Regions from separate parts of the Homo sapiens genome. Here regions 1, 2, 3 and 4 are each linked to region 5. Evidence: chromatin contacts called from ENCODE Hi-C or POLR2A ChIA-PET data. All regions are on one chromosome and are shown on one strand. The core of a region is the stretch at or near the end of the contact, and the rest is flanking DNA. Distances in the headings are between cores, read along the strand shown.

Region 1 (2,715 bases), core at 137-2,636, 150 kb after region 5:
CCTGAAGGGCCAAGGAAGCTCTGGGGACCTGTGGAGAGCCACCCAGAACTGGGACTGAGAGCTGCACGGGAACCCGCAGACCTGGCTCCGTGGAGCCGCATTTGTGTTCTGCCTCCTGCTGTGAGAGGTTCGCCACCACAAGCAAGGGCTTATCCTGTCATCCATTTACCCAGAGAGCCCCAGTGAGGCCGGGATTTGTAGGCCCAATGGTCAGGGCTAGGGGCAACGCCTCAGAGTCAGGGCCTAGTGTGAGGCTTATAAGGGGCAAGGGAGTGAAGAAATAAAGTGGACTCAGGAAACCAGGGGCTGCCCTTCCCCTCATCAGCCCCCTCTGCCAAGGCTTAGCAGAGTGTCCAGCAGGCTCAACCATCTGGGAGGCTGCTGACCACAGGCAGCATGGCATTACCTAGGGCCAGGGTCTAGGGGCTCTGAAGGCCTCAGGGGTCAGGGAGAGCTTCCTGGAGGAGGTGAGTGCCAGCTGAGCCCCAAAGAATGACCAGACTGTGAACCAAACTGAAAGCATTCCACGCAAAGGGAACAGCTGGGCCAAGACCCTGTGGCAGCCACACTGGGGCAGATAATGGGGGCTTTGTGGAGGCTAGGACTGCTCAGGGAAAGAAATGAGGCTGGAGGTGCCCCCGGGGGGTTGGAGACGGCAGAAGGAAAGAAGGTTATATTTTGCTTTTAACTTGCTAAATGCCCCTGAGTAGATCACTGCCCCACTTTTGTGCCTCAGTTTCCCTTTTATCTCCTCTGAGCTTCAGGCACCTGGGGAGCCACAGCAGGGAAGTGCCTCAGTGGAAGAGTCCGCTTCTGGAGGCTTTGAGCTGATGCTGGGGATATGAGCTGAGGGAAGTATGGGCTTCCCCAGCACCTCGGGGGCAGTTGGCCCAGAAGGCTGCTGCTGGACCCAAGGCTTCTCCCCAGTGGAGGAGAGCTGACCTAAGATTTCTGGGGTTTGCCAGGCTGGACCAACCTGAGAGGATGAGGGATTAGGTCCCTGGGGCAGCCCCCACTACAGACTAAGGACCTGGGTCCCAGGATAAAATGAGAGATGCGCCTCCCTTCTCTTTGCTGTGACCAACTCCTTCTTTCCTCCTTCTGCCTCCTTCCCTCCTGCTGGGGACAGGGAGGGGACAATATTTATTCCTTCCCAAGGCTGCAGCTGACTGATACCCTGATGCAGAGGAAATGCCATGCCAGTGCCAGGCATGCTGCCGGCGCTCTGGGTGCCTGGTGCCCTCTCCAGGTGTGGCTCCTCCCCATAGCCCTGGGCTCGGCCGGTCTGTGTTTGCAGAGCCTCCACTGACCTGCAGCGGCCTCTCTCTCATGCCTCTCCTATCAGCAGAGCGCCAGCCATGGGCTCCTTGGACTACAAGTCCCCGGGATTGCGCAAATTCCCCCAGCAGTTTGCACAGCAGCCAGCTCAGGCCCCGTCAGATGGCCCAGGTTCCTGCTCGGGAAGCCCATTCTTTTCTGGAATAATAAAGCAGCCACCCCACAGCAGGGGGTGGCAAGCTTCTCTTATCCTCACAACCCCTGACTCATGTCACCCTCATAATATCAAGTGGGCTGGGGCGGGGTGGGGAGGTGGGTGGCGTTTTCCAGAGGGGGAACTGGAGTCAGAGAAGAGAAGGCATGAGACTTGACCAGGGTCACACGGCCCAGCCAGGACTCCAACCAGGCCCCTGCTCAGCCTTTTTAGACCGAGCCAGTGTTTCCTGTTCAGGGCCATGCAGGAGGTGAGTCAGGAGCAGGCCCTTTGCAGGAGCTGCTGGGGGCCAGCAGGAGAGGCCACCAGTCTCTGTCTTCCCTCTTTGGCTCCAGCTGCTTTAATTGGCTGGGGCTGCCAGTGGCGCTGACATTTACCTGGTGGGAAGGAGGGCCTCCTCCCTCTTGAATTGAGATGCTAAAAATAACAGGGCCCAGCTTCCCAGGGCCACTGCTCAGCCAGCGCCTGCCTGCCCCCTCAGCTACCTTTTTCCTGGGTGCTGGAAGCTAATTGCTTTGCAAGCATGCAGTTCCTTGCGCTGAGAACTTCCTAGGGATTGGGACAGGAGGCATTGCATGCTCAGCTTCTGAGTCTAAAGAGGGGTCTCTGCAAGACCTCCCTCCCCTCCAGGCAGCAGGGTGATGGTCTTCTGCCTCAGGTCTCCCTCCCCCTTTTCTCCCTGGGTGCAGTACCTGTCCAGGTTGACTACTCCACCCCTAGGTGCTTGGGTGCCTTCTTTGAGCTGCCAGAGTTTCCCCTGCTCTAAGAGAGGGGGCTCTGCCCTCCTTGGAGTTTTCTAGTACTCACCTCTCCCTGCACCATACTCGACCCAGACATATGCGGTGTGGCCCTCTGCCCTCATGCTGTTCATTTTGTCATACCAGCAACCAAGAGGAGCCCAGGCTTCGGAGCTGGACAAGTTTAAATCCAGCTGTGTGACCATAGCACATTTCCAAGCCTCTCTTTTCTCATCTCAGAAATGGGCATGAATCTGACCTTTGCAGTGTTGTTGCAGAATGAATCGCAGTGGGCAAAACATGCCTGATCAAGAGTGGAGCCCCTGGGGCCAGGAGGAGGCGTGTGTACATCATGGGGCGTTCCTTTCTCTTGCTGTGTAAATAGACCCTGGAACTCAATAAATTAGATTGATTGGACCAGAAGGGGAAGGTCTTGAAGACCCAGGCTAAGGATTAGGGACTCAGTCTCCCTGAAAACAGGGTATG
Region 2 (2,792 bases), core at 87-2,586, 200 kb before region 5:
CTGAGTAGCTGCAGAATAAATATTTGTCAAAGGCATAAAGAAATGAACAAGGCTCAGAGGCAGGTATTGTGTGGCTGTCATGTGAGCTGGGGGACTGTGCACAAGTTACTTAAATATCTCATTCACTCCAATTTTCATTTGAAAGATGGGAGCAGTCATATTTTGAATTCCAGTGGGTTATTTGAAGGATTAAATGAGATGATGTGCAGACTGGTTATTAGATGATGTTAAAAATTATTGCTTACTTTTTAAGGTATGATAATAGATGTGTGGTTTCAGTTTAAAAATATTTTAACTAGTAGCAACACATACTGACGTATTTACAGGTGAAGTGATACAATGTTGGGTGTTTGCTTTAGATATTCCAGCAGAGAATGATGAAGTGAAGAAGAAAAGGAGGAAAAAAGAGGGGGAAGGAAGAGAAAAAGAAGAAAAGCAGGAGGAATTGATTTAAAAACAACAACAACAAAAAATGCCAATTGTTATTGAAGCTGGGTAGTGAGTATAAGGGAGGCCCTCGCTATTCCATTTTTGCATACATTTTCCATGATAAAAAGTTAACAATAAATTAAAAATGTGATAAAGCAGATAACATGCTTAACTTGGCTCCTGATTTATAGCAAGTGCTCAATACACAGTAGGTCCTGTTTCTTTGACTTGGCTGTGATCACGAGGCACCCACCAGTGCACCCTCCAACCCTGAGTGATGTGTGCTGCGTCCCAGCATCAGAAAGAGGAAGGATGAGATTTGAAACGAGGTCTTCACAGTGCTCCGCCCACAGCACCCCATGGCTAAGAAGCAGTGTTAGTTTACCTTCCCTAACAATTAGCAGCCATGGCTATGGTAAAAATAAGAACCATTATGGAATACTACGTCAGGCCTTTTGCATGCATTATTTAATTACACGATTTATTTACATTATTTAATTACATTAATTAATTACATTGTTTCAGCCCTGCAAAACCCTATGAGGTAGATGCCATTCCTACCACTCCCCAGGTAAGCAGAAGACTCAGAGCTGAGGTGCCCTGGCCAAGGGGACCCTGTCCGCCCTGGACATCCCAGTATGCACGGGTGGCCTCTGCATTATTTAATCTGTGACCTGCTTTGGCATCTCACTCCTGGTCTCAGCTCCTGAGGCACATCCTGCCTGCCCTCCTCACTGCTGCGTCTCTAGTGCCTGCATCCACAAGGTAGACCCTCAGGCAACAGCTCTTGCCTGCCCCCCAGCTGGACCCTGGCATGGGTGCCCAGGCACATGGAGGGGACAAGTGGCCCCTCCCTTCCCCTCCCTGTCTGAACCCGGAGGGTGGGATTTCCGTCCTAGGACTGAGCTATTATAAGTACAAGGCCGCCTGCTCCCCTGGGCTGCACACCAAGTTCTGCTGCAAACTCCAGCATGAATGGCAGCCATTCTCTGCCCAAACTCCAGCTCACTTCAGCTGTGTAGTCTGGGAAGGAAGACCTCAGCCTTCCCCAGGCCTGTAAATACCAAAGCCACACACGCAGCAGGACTGCAGCAGCCAATAAATCTTGGCCCCAGGGTTCTCTTAAAGAGGCAGAGCTTGGGACCAACACCAGGCCAGGCCCTGCCTGGTGACAGCCAGCACTCCATCCACCTCCCCTCGTCCCAGCCCCAGGATGAGGACAGAGAAGGCAAACATGCAGCAGGCACTCTCCCCATAAGCTTGCTTCTCTTGCTTTATAAAATCTAACTTTTTCCCCCTCTGCTGCTCACCCTAGGGTTAGGCTAACAAGGAGTCCAGTGGGAATGAGCATGATACATTTTCTGGACGTCAGAGCCACTGGACTGGTGCAAGAGGCTGTGTGGGAAAGCAGCGATCCCTTGGGCTGTCCACAAGGCAAGCTAGGGGATGCCAAGGTGGACAGGCAGAGTCAGGCAAGAGAATAAGCCCAGCACGTTCCACCCCTAGCAGGCATCGTGGCCACTGGTGAGGACACTGAGACCTGCAGTGCTGAAGATGAGAGGTGGACATGGCTGACCTCCTTTCATGCCACACCAGAGAAAAATGAGGCATGCGAAGTCCAAACGGGCAGGCAGCTCACCCAGGGGGCCCAGGGCAGTGCCAGGGCTAGACCCTTGCTCTCCATAAGAGGTGTCTTTGATTGTTCTTTGGATAGGATGTGTCTTTTTATGAGGAGAAGTCTGGTATTTAATTGCATCCTCCTAGAAATGAGATGTTCCGTTTCTCCTGGAGTCCATTTCCCATGCGCTAACAAACCCCCCGGATTTGTAAGATATCCAAGCCTTTTGTCTTGGATATCTTGCCTGGACACCTCGTTCTGCATGGCGCCCCTGCAGCATGCATCCTGTGCTCCTGCTTTGGCCACAGCTGGCCCTGTGGAAGGATTGATGCTGGGGAGACATGGCTCCTGCCCTAAGGAAGTGCACAGTTTGGGTGGAAGTTGAGAACCCCTGTCCTGTCCGGCTCTGCACCCTCTGGCTACCTGAGTGGGGTGCTGGGTAGACCTTCGCTGTTACCCGGGATCAGAGGACAGAGGGACCTGATGAGCCCAAGAGAGCATGGCAGGCTTCTCTCACCAGGAGGACAGATGGGAGCTGGGTGAGAGGATGGGGTCAATCAGATTTCCAGGGTCAGAGCTGGAGGGCAGGATACTCTGGGCAGAGCAAACCCCTCATGCCAAAGCACACTGGTTAAAAGATTATGCCAGGAGAGGAAGGAGTCGGGTGCAAGGCAGCCCCATCCCTGACCACATTTCCCACCCGCAAATCCATCCAGGAATGGTGCCCCCTGTAGCGGCTCCCTTG
Region 3 (3,152 bases), core at 577-3,076, 130 kb after region 5:
GTGATTTCCAAGTGCCGTGAGGGTGCCCTTGGCCCTCAGGGCTTTTGCACACAGCATCCCTGGGTGCCTGCTAAACGTGCAGATGCTGTTCTCACCCCAGCACAGCTGGGCCAGGTGCATTTAGAAACCTGGCTGAAAACTGCAGGTCTGATGAGGAGCACAAAGGTCGGGTCCCTAGAGAACAGGAGCCTTTGAAGGAAGAGGGTGGAGCTGATTGCAGACTGCCGAATCTTGAAGGGGTCCACAGAGGGGCTGCAGGGTGTGGACTTGGCTGCAGCAAGGAGAGAGGAGGACCAAGCTCTCCCCTTGATGAGTAATTCAGCATACAGTTGAAGCTCTTTGCAGTAGGTGTGAGGAAGGCAAGATCTTGGCACTGGGGATGCTACTGATTGTCTAATGGAAGGGGTTCTCAGCACAGGCAAAGGGCTGAGCTCACTGTGCTGGTGAAGGGGGCAACTGAGTAAGTCCTCTAGGATGAGGGGGAAGTTCCTAGTCTGGAAGTGAGGGAAAAACATCTGAGGCAGAGGGAACAGCATATGCAAAGGCTCAGAGTGCTGGGGGGATGCTGTCAGAGGGGCACAGCTCTTGAAGCCAGGCCAGCAGGGATGGACTTTGTTCCTGTCTAGGGGCAGCAAGTCAGCCAGGCTTTCTTCTCTCAAGTCAGAGAAGAAAGGCCAGGGCTACTGGATCCTGGAATGTGTGAGGTCCTTGGCCCAGTGGATGTCTGGTGGCCTTGGTGTATCTTATTGGCACGGCCACGTTCACAGGACCCGTGGGGTCAGGGGAGGGCCTACTTGTGCAGAGGGAGGGGTAGTCTCTAGGTAGGCAACTGGCACCTGCCTCCATCTGGGTGAACCAGGGCAGGGAGGGAGGGAGGCGGGTGGCCAGGTGACGGCCGTCCTGGCAGGTGCGTTCCATCATCTGCCATGAAGACAGCCGTGGGGCCTCAGGGGCTGGAGCTGTTTCTCACACTGTCCCCGACCATAAACACACACACTGAGATTCCACCGTTGTCCCTCCCCTCTCTGAGGATGTGATGTGAGGAGCAGCTGTCAATTACCATCAGCTGCCACAATGCAGGGAGGCAGCTGAGGACCAGATAGAGCAGGAGTGGCCAGCTCCAGGTCACACGGCAAGTGGGACCTCCGACCAGCTCCCAGCCTCCCCATGGCACCAGGGACCTCACGTGGGTCAGGATCTCTCCACCTTCTCTGTAACTCTGGCTCCTGCTCTCAAGGAGGAAGAGCTGTCCCCTAGCAATAAGCTCTTCCCATCTGGAGTCACCAGCTTGTTCAGCTTTTCCTCACCTCCCTCCACCTACAAACAACCCAAGGGAACAAACCCAGAAAGCCAGGTCCCAGCCTGTTGGACCAGGCCTCGCCCAGTTGGAGCAGAAGGCGTGCAGTGGGGAACGCAGCCTGTAGCCCCTCTCACAGGGAGGCAGAAATCCCGGCTCTGGAAGTGTATAAACACGGTTATTTTTAGCCTTCAGAGGGCTGTGGGCGCAGCAGCGTGACCTGAATCTGGCTCAGCCCCCTCCTTCTGCCCCACCCGGGAGAGAAGGCCTCCTTTGCCCCGCCCTCTGCTCCATCAGCCTCAGGGCTGGGCCAGTGAATTCCAGGATCCAGGGAGAGAAAGAAATGGGTGTGTGTGGGGGTCTCAGCAAGGCTGCCCAGGGCCAGGAGCTGAGGGGGGACAGGATGTGGTTTTCAAAGAGGCAGCATTTCAAGTTGCAACAGAAATATTGGAGCCACCCAATTTCATGACTTTTCCATGGGTTCTTACTCCCTAATCCTGGTCCCTTCCCTGGTCTGGCTGGAGGCGAGTCCCAGGCGCCACCTGGGAAGCAGTGCTGGCCTAGCACCAGGCGGCCTTGCTGCTGCTTTGCTGCCGTAGGCTACCAGGCCCACATAGCACCTCTCCGCGGCTCAGTGCCCTCATCTGAGAAGTGGGATCATTCCCAACCTGGCTGGCAGGGAGTTGAGGGGGTGATGGTGAGCTGACAGAATCGTAGCTGTTCACTCACTTGTTCATTCAACCAACACTTATTAAATGTTAGTTTTATGCCAGCCAGTGATCTAAACATTGGATAGAAAGCAGGAAACCAGCTTGAGGAGGTGCTGACCCTCCTGGGGCTAACATCATTGAGCAGGGCTGGGGAACACAGAAGGACAGTAATCAGCTCGTAGTACGTGCAGTACAGTAGTAATGTCGAGCGATGTGTTACGGAGCGGCTGGGGTGGGGGAGGCGGCATGTATTTTAGATGAGGGCAGTCTGGGAGGACCCCTTGAGAAACTGTAAAACAGCCAGCCACTGTAGGTGGAGGAGGTGGTGAGCGGGAACAGCAGGTGCAAAGGCCCAGGGGTAGGAATATGCTTGGTGCCCGAGAACTGAGGACATGGGGAAACCGTGAGGGGGAGCGAGCAGAGCCAGCTGCACGGGGCTCGAGGGCCGTGGGGATGCCTGGGGTGGGGGGCTGTAAACAGGAAAAGCTTTACAGCTGTAAGGAAGAGCAGGAAGGAAGTGAGAGTGGGAGGCCAAGGAGGGGCTGTTGCCCCCACCCAGGCAAAGGAGCTGGCGAGGAGTGGGCAGATCCGCACGCGGGGAGGGTGAACGGTGGAAATGGCAGATGGCTTGGTTGAGGGGGAGCGTCAGAAACCAGGATGGTTCCTTGACTTTTGGATTTGATGCCTGGGTGGGTGGGGGTGGAGAGGGCATTTGATCCAAAAGGAGGGCGGAGGGAGAACAGGATCTAGGGGAGGGAGGGCAAGGGGTGATGCCAACCTGGACACAGGTTTTCGGTGTCTGTTGACATCGGAGTGGAGAGGGGAGCCCTGGGGGAGCAGCTGCATGGGGCACACCAGGCCCCAGGCTGGCAAGCCCTCCTCCCTGGGGCTCTTTGCCAGCCCGGAGCCAGGCTGTGTGGGCGAGTGCTTCCCTGGGGGCCTGGCCTGGGGTTTTGTCCCATTGCATCATGGATGAGGACCTTCCGGTCCCCTGGCTTGGAGGCAGACGTAGGTGGAGGTGCAGAGTGGTCCACGGCTCTGCCCAAAAGGCTGGACAAGTTGGAAGGTGGTCTGTCATTCAAGCACCATTTGCCATTGGCTGGATGCGAGCCCTGGTGTCACTACCAACCTTGTTCCCAGCTGGG
Region 4 (2,812 bases), core at 177-2,676, 180 kb after region 5:
AGCATCCCAGAATGCTGCCTAGGCCTGTATGTCCCCAGCCTCAGCTTGCATATCTCTGGGGTCACGAGGCTTACTACTGCCGTCTTGTAGTTCCTCCTGGGACATGGGGTCCTGGCCTCCCACCAGGCTGACGCTGACTTCTGTCTTCCACCCTGCTTGTCTTAGGGCCACAGACTTTAGGCCCTTGGCAGTTTCCAATTGAGTCCCTCCCGGGCTTTCCTCCCTGCAGGCAGAGCATCAAGCTGGGTCTGTACGTGGCCCCGCCAGGGCCTGTTTGATTGGGGTAATCTGGACAAGTCATCAGTGGCCTGCGCTGGCAGCCAGGGTGTGGCTAAAGTCAGTTCCTGCCTAAGCTGGGCTGACCCACCTTCTCACCACTCAGGAGCTCCCGGAGCCAGGAGGGACTGCTGTGAGTTTGCCTTCATGAGGAGGCCCTTGGGCTGCCTTTGGTACAGGCAGGAGACCTGGATCCCTGCTCTGTCCCTATCTCTGTCCCTGTCCCTGGGGTAATCTCGAGCAAGGCTGGGCCCCAGGCAGGCCCACACCCCCTCCCATCTGTGTTCATCCCCAGCACTAAGCCAAGAGGCTTTTGTCCCTGGTGGGCTGTCGGCCAGCTGGAAGAGTCCTCCTTGCTCTCTGGCCTATTTGCTTTCTGAGTCCCTCTGCCCTGGGAGAGCATGAATGGGCAGGAGAGGGGACTGGAGAGGGCTGAGGGCCTCTGTTCAGATCTCTGCCCTCACTGGGTCGGGCTGCCAACCTCTGCACTCCCACCATACCCCCAACCTGTGGACAGGTGAGCCTCCAGTTCCTGAGGCCACAGGGAATGGGCTGGATTCACCTGGAGGCCATGGGTAGCCTTGCAGCCCCTGGGCCAAGCTCCCCTCCCACCCAGACTCCTCCAGACACTTCAGGGGTTCAGGCATGCCAAGTCAGGGTGGGGTGAAGGGGTCTTTCTCTAGGCGCTGTGCCTGTGGTTGACATCACGTTGTCCTCATGTGGGGCTGCGTGGCCCCGTGGGGTGGCACGCCTTCTGCAAGAGCTCGCCCTCCAGGAAGTTCTGCATTCGAAGCCTGAACTTGGCCTTGGTTCACTCTTCCTCTCATCCTGGTCTCTTGGGCATGACTTCTCCCAGGGGACACTGCTGTCTGCTGACTTGGAAAGGCAGGGATTCAATCAGGGGCCCCCGCTCAGCTGTGTCTGAAGTGTGCCCTCCTGGGAAGAAAACCCAGCAGCACTTTTGTCGAGGCCTCACACTGGAAAATGAACGGTGGGAGGCCTAGAGGTAAGAGGCCAAAGGCCACTAAGCAGGCCAGCGTGGCCTGCCCACTCCAGCCCCCAGAAAGCATTGGTGCTTCTGAGGAGGCTTGCTCGGCCCTCCCTCTCCCCTGGGCTGGGTGGGGCCAGTGGGACAGGAAGCCAGGGCGGGGCTGGAGGATGGGGCTCAGGGTGGCCTGGGCCTGAGCCAGGGATGAGGCGAAACCCAACCCTGGCCTGGCCCCGGGCCGCAGCCGTGCAGGTCACTAGGCCTCGGCGAGTGGCCACCCGCCCACCCAACAGGAAGCCCTGCCCAGACACCACCTTTGCCCCACCCCGTATTCTCTACGGCTGGCACTTCTCCTATTTCCCATGAGAGCTGCTGCCAGGAATCCTGCCCTCTTGAGAAAGGAAGCCCGACCTCGGGCCGCCCTGCCTCTGGCCTGCGCTGACCCCCTCCCTGGGCCTCCCCGTGGTGGCAGCTCTGGGCCCACGCCCGTCCTGCACCCCCCACACATGCTAATGACTTATCTCCTCTCAGACAAAGCCTGTGACCCTTGGGGACCTAGCAGGAGAAACCTCACAGTGGGACTAGGCCTGGGAGCCAGGAGGCTGGGGCTCTTGGTCTGGGATCCTCCACCAACCTGCTGGTGCACCTGGGCAAGTCACTCAGCCACTCTGGGTCTCATCTGTAGAAAAACAGGGAGAGGCAGACGCTCTGCCCAGCAATGAGCATCCCATGGGATAAAGGGTTTGGGGTGGGTTGAATGTGTGCCCTGTGAAGACAGCCAGGCTTGGGGGGTGATAACACAAAACCTCCCCATCCACCCCTGTCTGCCTGGAAAGGAGCCCCTTCTCTCATCTCCCAGAAGCCGGGCGACGGAGCATGCCTCCGTCTCTCAGCTCTGCTCAGGGAGCTGGGCCAGAAGCAGGGATGGGGCTGTGCTGAGGGGCAGGCTGTCCCACCACCCTCCCAACCCCATCCTCTTCCTCCCTCCTGGTGGGTGCTCTCTGACCCATGACCCACCTCCCCAAGTAAGCCCAAGCCCACCTCAGTATCAGCAGGGGTAGCAGCTTAGGGAATCAACTGTGTCTTAAAGGGGGCCAAGCAGAGGGGTCAGGGCACCACGGGGAAAGACCAGAGTCGTTGTGACATTGGATGGGTTAAGACAGATCCGGGGGCCACCTTGAGCTCCTGGGCGAGCTGAAAGCTTGTCAGCAGCAGGGAAGACCAGGCACCTGAGCAGCCAAGCCCCTGCCATGGGGTGGCCACAGCTCAGACTCTGGTGGCCTTGGACACATTGCTGCTCTGAGCCTCAGTGTCTGCATCTGGCAAGTGGACCTTTCAGAGCCAGTGTCTTAGGGTGCTGTGAGAAGTCCTTAAGATTTGGGGACACAGTGCTGGGCCCCCTGCGGCCCTTCCCTTTGAATCAGCCTTTTCCCTGTGAGGGAAACATTACAGGTCAGGATTAGGACTAGATTTCGTAGGCAGTGGGGAGCCACTGAAAGTTCTTAGAGGAGTAGTGAGTTCATGGGGAGAGGAACCGGCAGCAGAGAA
Region 5 (2,969 bases), core at 110-2,609:
TGTAGGACTGCTTCTGAGTTTTCAAATCCCAGCCAAGGTCCACAGGATCCAGCACTTCCCTGGGTCATGGACCAACAGGCTTGGACAGGCAAAATTCTGGGCCTTGAGATCAGGGTTCAAGGCAGGGCTGGGGGTAGACAGAGAGTACACTGTCCTTTCCTGAGCCCCTATTCCATGACAAGTACATTCCATGACATATACTCAGGGCTCATAGGCATTCTCTCTTTAACTTTTGCAACCTCTCCATGGAGTAAGGGTCACTATGCACATTTTAAAGTAGAGGAAAAAGGGGTTCAAAGAGGTTATGTGACTTTCCCCAGGTCATAAAGCTAGCAGATGAAGGAGCCAGGCTGTGACCCCACATGCACCTGCCTCCCAGCCTATGTAGATCCTAATCTTCCCAACTACCTGCCCCCCCGAAGGATGGGAAAGACTGGGAAGTGGCCAGGGTTGGCCTGCTGTGGCCCTGGAGCCTGCCTCCCTGATCAGGGTCACAACCAAGGCTACGATTCCAGTGCCAGGGGACCAAGTCCAGCAAGCAAGCCCTGGCTGGGGGGGCTGCAGGAGTGAGCAATCCTGGGGAAGGAGCAAATGTGTGCCCTGCTTCAGCCTCAGGGGGGTCTGTCCCTGCATGCAAATCTCCAACCTGGAACTGGGAAGCTTTGGCAGCTGGGCCAGCCCATAGAGAGGGAGCAGGGCCAGAGCTGGGAAGGTTCTAGACCCAGCCAAGCAGCAGGGGCCTGAGCTGTAGCTTGAGTCACAGCCTTGCCTTGGTCACACTAGCCTTTCCGAAGGCCCAGCCGTCAGCACTGGCCCTGGGGTGGACCCCTGTGAGGCTGTGTGGTTGCCAGGGAAGCCAGAAGAAATGACTTACTCCTGCCCCTGCCTCTAATGTCATGCGGTCACAAGTCCCCAGAAGGTCTGGGCTGGCCTGGGCCCTTGCCCTCCCCACGGTGGGGGCTCACCCAGCCTGGGCGCGCTGGTCACACTCAGCTCTGGCCAGGCATGAGTCAGCACTGTCAGCCTGCGTGTGGCCACAGCTGGCTGGACGCTGAGGCCAGCCAGGCCGGGCCCTGGAGGTCTGCTGGGGCCCTGGGGCCTCACTAAAGGGGAGAGGTGGCCCCAAATGACCCACAGGATCACACAAGAGAGAAGAAAAAGGACTAAATAGAGAAAAGCCAAGTACAAAGTAAGAATCTCAAAACTTAAAGTGGCAGACGCAAATTCAGAGTCAGGAAAATTGGCCACACAACACAAACAGACACACACACACGGGTCACTAGCACACGTGTAACCCCCACTCCAGACAAACACCATATGCAGAAGACACACATGCCATATATACACATCCTCGCAGTGTCCCTGTGTCACGCGGAAAAAGCCACGCCTACACAACTCAGCAGACACACACTGGCATTCCCAGAGGATGAGCCCACACAGGCGCCGCAAGCCCGCCGCAGGTCCCGCATGCACTGCCTGTCTGTGACAGATGGCTTCTGTCCAACCCAAGGGTCCGGCCCACAGCCCTCGGCTCACACGGCCATACAAGTCTGGGGACATCATGTCACGCTCGCTTACTCTAAGGGCCCTGAGGCTTGTGAGGGCTGTGGTCAAAGACAGGCCTGGGAACTGGGGTCCTGAGCACCCTAGCCCAGCCCAGTCCCGCCCCGCGGAGGGGCCCGACTGAGCTGGGCCGCGCGCCCCAGCAGCCCCAGCAGCCGCCGCCCACCTCGGCCAGCCTGGCTTCTGCGCCCCGCCAGGAGGTCGCGGAGCGGAGCGCGGCCAGGAAGTGAGCTGAGAGTGACAGCTCCCCCCACGCTGTTTGTTTATTCATGACTCATTCTCTCCACACACTGGCTCTTCTTTCTTTCGGGAGGAGGGGAGAAAGGAGCGGGAGGGCGGGCGGGCAGGGGAGAGGCAGGCTCCACAATAAACAATGAGGCAGCTGAGCCGGTGGGGAGGGAGGAGCCCGCGCGGGGCGCAGGGCCGGGGCTGGGGCCGGGGCGCGGTGTTTCCAGGCCGGCCGGCCCGAGGCTTGCGCTCCCGATCCCCGATCCCCGATCCCCGATCCCCGCTCCTCCCGGCCCCGCCCGGCCCAGCCCGGCCCGGCCCGCCCGCCGCCACCTCCCGGCGACCGGGCAGTAGCAGCCGTAATTGGATCCTCGCTGCCTCCTCCCAGCTCCCCGCCCCCAATCGGGGAGCGGGTAAATGCCGGGTACCTTGGCAAAACAGTCGGATCCAAACCTATTATTTGACTAATGGGCTTCCCTCGTGCGGCTCCGCAACGCCCTGCAGACTCGCCCCTCCCCCCTGCCCCCTCCCCAGAGATGGCTCCCCTCAGCGGCGCGGCTCCGGATAACTGGAGGAAGCGCGGGTTCCGAGGCTTCAAGGGCCTCATTGTTCTGCCTGGAGGGGCACATTGAAAATGCTCCAGGGTTTACTTCCTGTGAAAACAGCCTGGGAGGGAGGGGGCGATCCACGGTGGAAAGACATTATCCTCCTGGAAGCCGCCCAGATTACACAGGGAGAAAAAGGTTGTTTTGATTGTTGCTGGCTCTTTCTTTCTTCCTTCCTTTTTCTTTCTTTTTCCTTTTTTTCCCCTTCCCTCCTCTCTTTTGCTACCCTCCCCGGGCCAAAGATGAATCTTTACTGCTGTGGAGCAAGTTGGAAATGTGGGGCTGTTTTCTGCATAAATAAGGCTGGTGAATGGCAGAGCCAGATATAAAGTCTGATTCAGAGAAATTCAAAAGAATGCAGGGGCGATGAGGTGGGCAAATCCAAGAAACTCATTTCCCCAGCATGCCCCTCTGAGTCACGTCTTGCACCATGAGGGGAAAACACATCACGCCACAATATGTCACATGCCTGCCGCAAAGGAGCAGGCCCGGTGGGAGTCACACAGCTCCTTCCTCCCCAGCCTGGCTCTGCAAGTCCAGAACCACAGAGAGCAAAGTGTCAGCCGGGAAGAG

What was found. Hi-C counts contacts between places; a loop is a spot of excess contacts on that map. ChIA-PET counts read pairs that join two places held with the same protein, here RNA polymerase II (POLR2A). Pooled maps may share reads with other maps.
Region 1: a loop to region 5 is called in a pooled map, with 2.1 times the contacts of the local background. The contact joins two enhancer-like sites. A Hi-C loop is called at or near these places in 1 of 168 maps with a recorded cell type or tissue (naive thymus-derived CD4-positive, alpha-beta T cell), 3 of 37 single-sample maps with no recorded cell type and 10 of 50 pooled maps. POLR2A ChIA-PET finds 5 or more read pairs at or near these places in 7 of 52 experiments (A549, H1, HCT116 and 3 more).
Region 2: a map of dorsolateral prefrontal cortex shows a loop between it and region 5 (4-fold over the local background). The contact joins two enhancer-like sites. A Hi-C loop is called at or near these places in 6 of 168 maps with a recorded cell type or tissue (PC-9, Panc1, chondrocyte and 2 more) and 11 of 50 pooled maps. POLR2A ChIA-PET finds 5 or more read pairs at or near these places in 3 of 52 experiments (BJ, H1 and HepG2).
Region 3: a loop to region 5 is called in a pooled map, with 2.7 times the contacts of the local background. The contact joins two enhancer-like sites. A Hi-C loop is called at or near these places in 1 of 37 single-sample maps with no recorded cell type and 6 of 50 pooled maps. POLR2A ChIA-PET finds 5 or more read pairs at or near these places in 10 of 52 experiments (A549, BJ, Caco-2 and 7 more).
Region 4: a loop to region 5 is called in a map of PC-9, with 11 times the contacts of the local background. The contact joins two enhancer-like sites. A Hi-C loop is called at or near these places in 15 of 168 maps with a recorded cell type or tissue (HCT116, PC-3, PC-9 and 11 more) and 25 of 50 pooled maps. POLR2A ChIA-PET finds 5 or more read pairs at or near these places in 7 of 52 experiments (A549, HepG2, PC-3 and 3 more).

Annotation. Positions count from the first base shown.
Region 1 is chr10:79,125,990-79,128,704 of GRCh38, forward strand. All of the region lies in intron 2 of ZMIZ1 (zinc finger MIZ-type containing 1), which reads left to right. Among named protein-coding and RNA genes, the nearest start is that of ZMIZ1, 58 kb to the left of the region's middle. RefSeq lists an enhancer at 668-1,186. Within about 2 kb of position 1,387, at least 19 of the 41 ENCODE cell types and tissues checked have a DNase peak (open chromatin) inside an H3K27ac peak, as active enhancers do; they include HCT116 and PC-3, where a contact is called at or near this core.
Region 2 is chr10:78,776,220-78,779,011 of GRCh38, forward strand. No RefSeq gene overlaps it. Among named protein-coding and RNA genes, the nearest start is that of ZMIZ1-AS1, 290 kb to the right of the region's middle. RefSeq lists an enhancer at 761-1,648. Within about 2 kb of position 1,337, at least 15 of the 41 ENCODE cell types and tissues checked have a DNase peak (open chromatin) inside an H3K27ac peak, as active enhancers do; they include dorsolateral prefrontal cortex, where a contact is called at or near this core.
Region 3 is chr10:79,100,830-79,103,981 of GRCh38, forward strand. The region is part of intron 1 of ZMIZ1 (zinc finger MIZ-type containing 1); the gene reads left to right. Among named protein-coding and RNA genes, the nearest start is that of ZMIZ1, 33 kb to the left of the region's middle. RefSeq lists enhancers at 385-1,268, 1,269-2,152, 2,153-3,034. Within about 2 kb of position 1,827, at least 22 of the 41 ENCODE cell types and tissues checked have a DNase peak (open chromatin) inside an H3K27ac peak, as active enhancers do.
Region 4 is chr10:79,148,670-79,151,481 of GRCh38, forward strand. The region is part of intron 3 of ZMIZ1 (zinc finger MIZ-type containing 1); the gene reads left to right. Among named protein-coding and RNA genes, the nearest start is that of ZMIZ1, 81 kb to the left of the region's middle. RefSeq lists silencers at 1,334-1,393, 1,454-1,533. Within about 2 kb of position 1,427, at least 37 of the 41 ENCODE cell types and tissues checked have a DNase peak (open chromatin) inside an H3K27ac peak, as active enhancers do; they include HCT116, PC-3, PC-9 and 7 more, where a contact is called at or near this core.
Region 5 is chr10:78,971,877-78,974,845 of GRCh38, forward strand. All of the region lies in intron 5 of ZMIZ1-AS1 (ZMIZ1 antisense RNA 1), which reads right to left. Among named protein-coding and RNA genes, the nearest start is that of ZMIZ1-AS1, 94 kb to the right of the region's middle. RefSeq lists enhancers at 284-1,215, 2,770-2,819 and silencers at 1,499-1,618, 1,659-1,728, 1,899-2,388. Within about 2 kb of position 1,360, at least 38 of the 41 ENCODE cell types and tissues checked have a DNase peak (open chromatin) inside an H3K27ac peak, as active enhancers do; they include HCT116, PC-3, PC-9 and 7 more, where a contact is called at or near this core.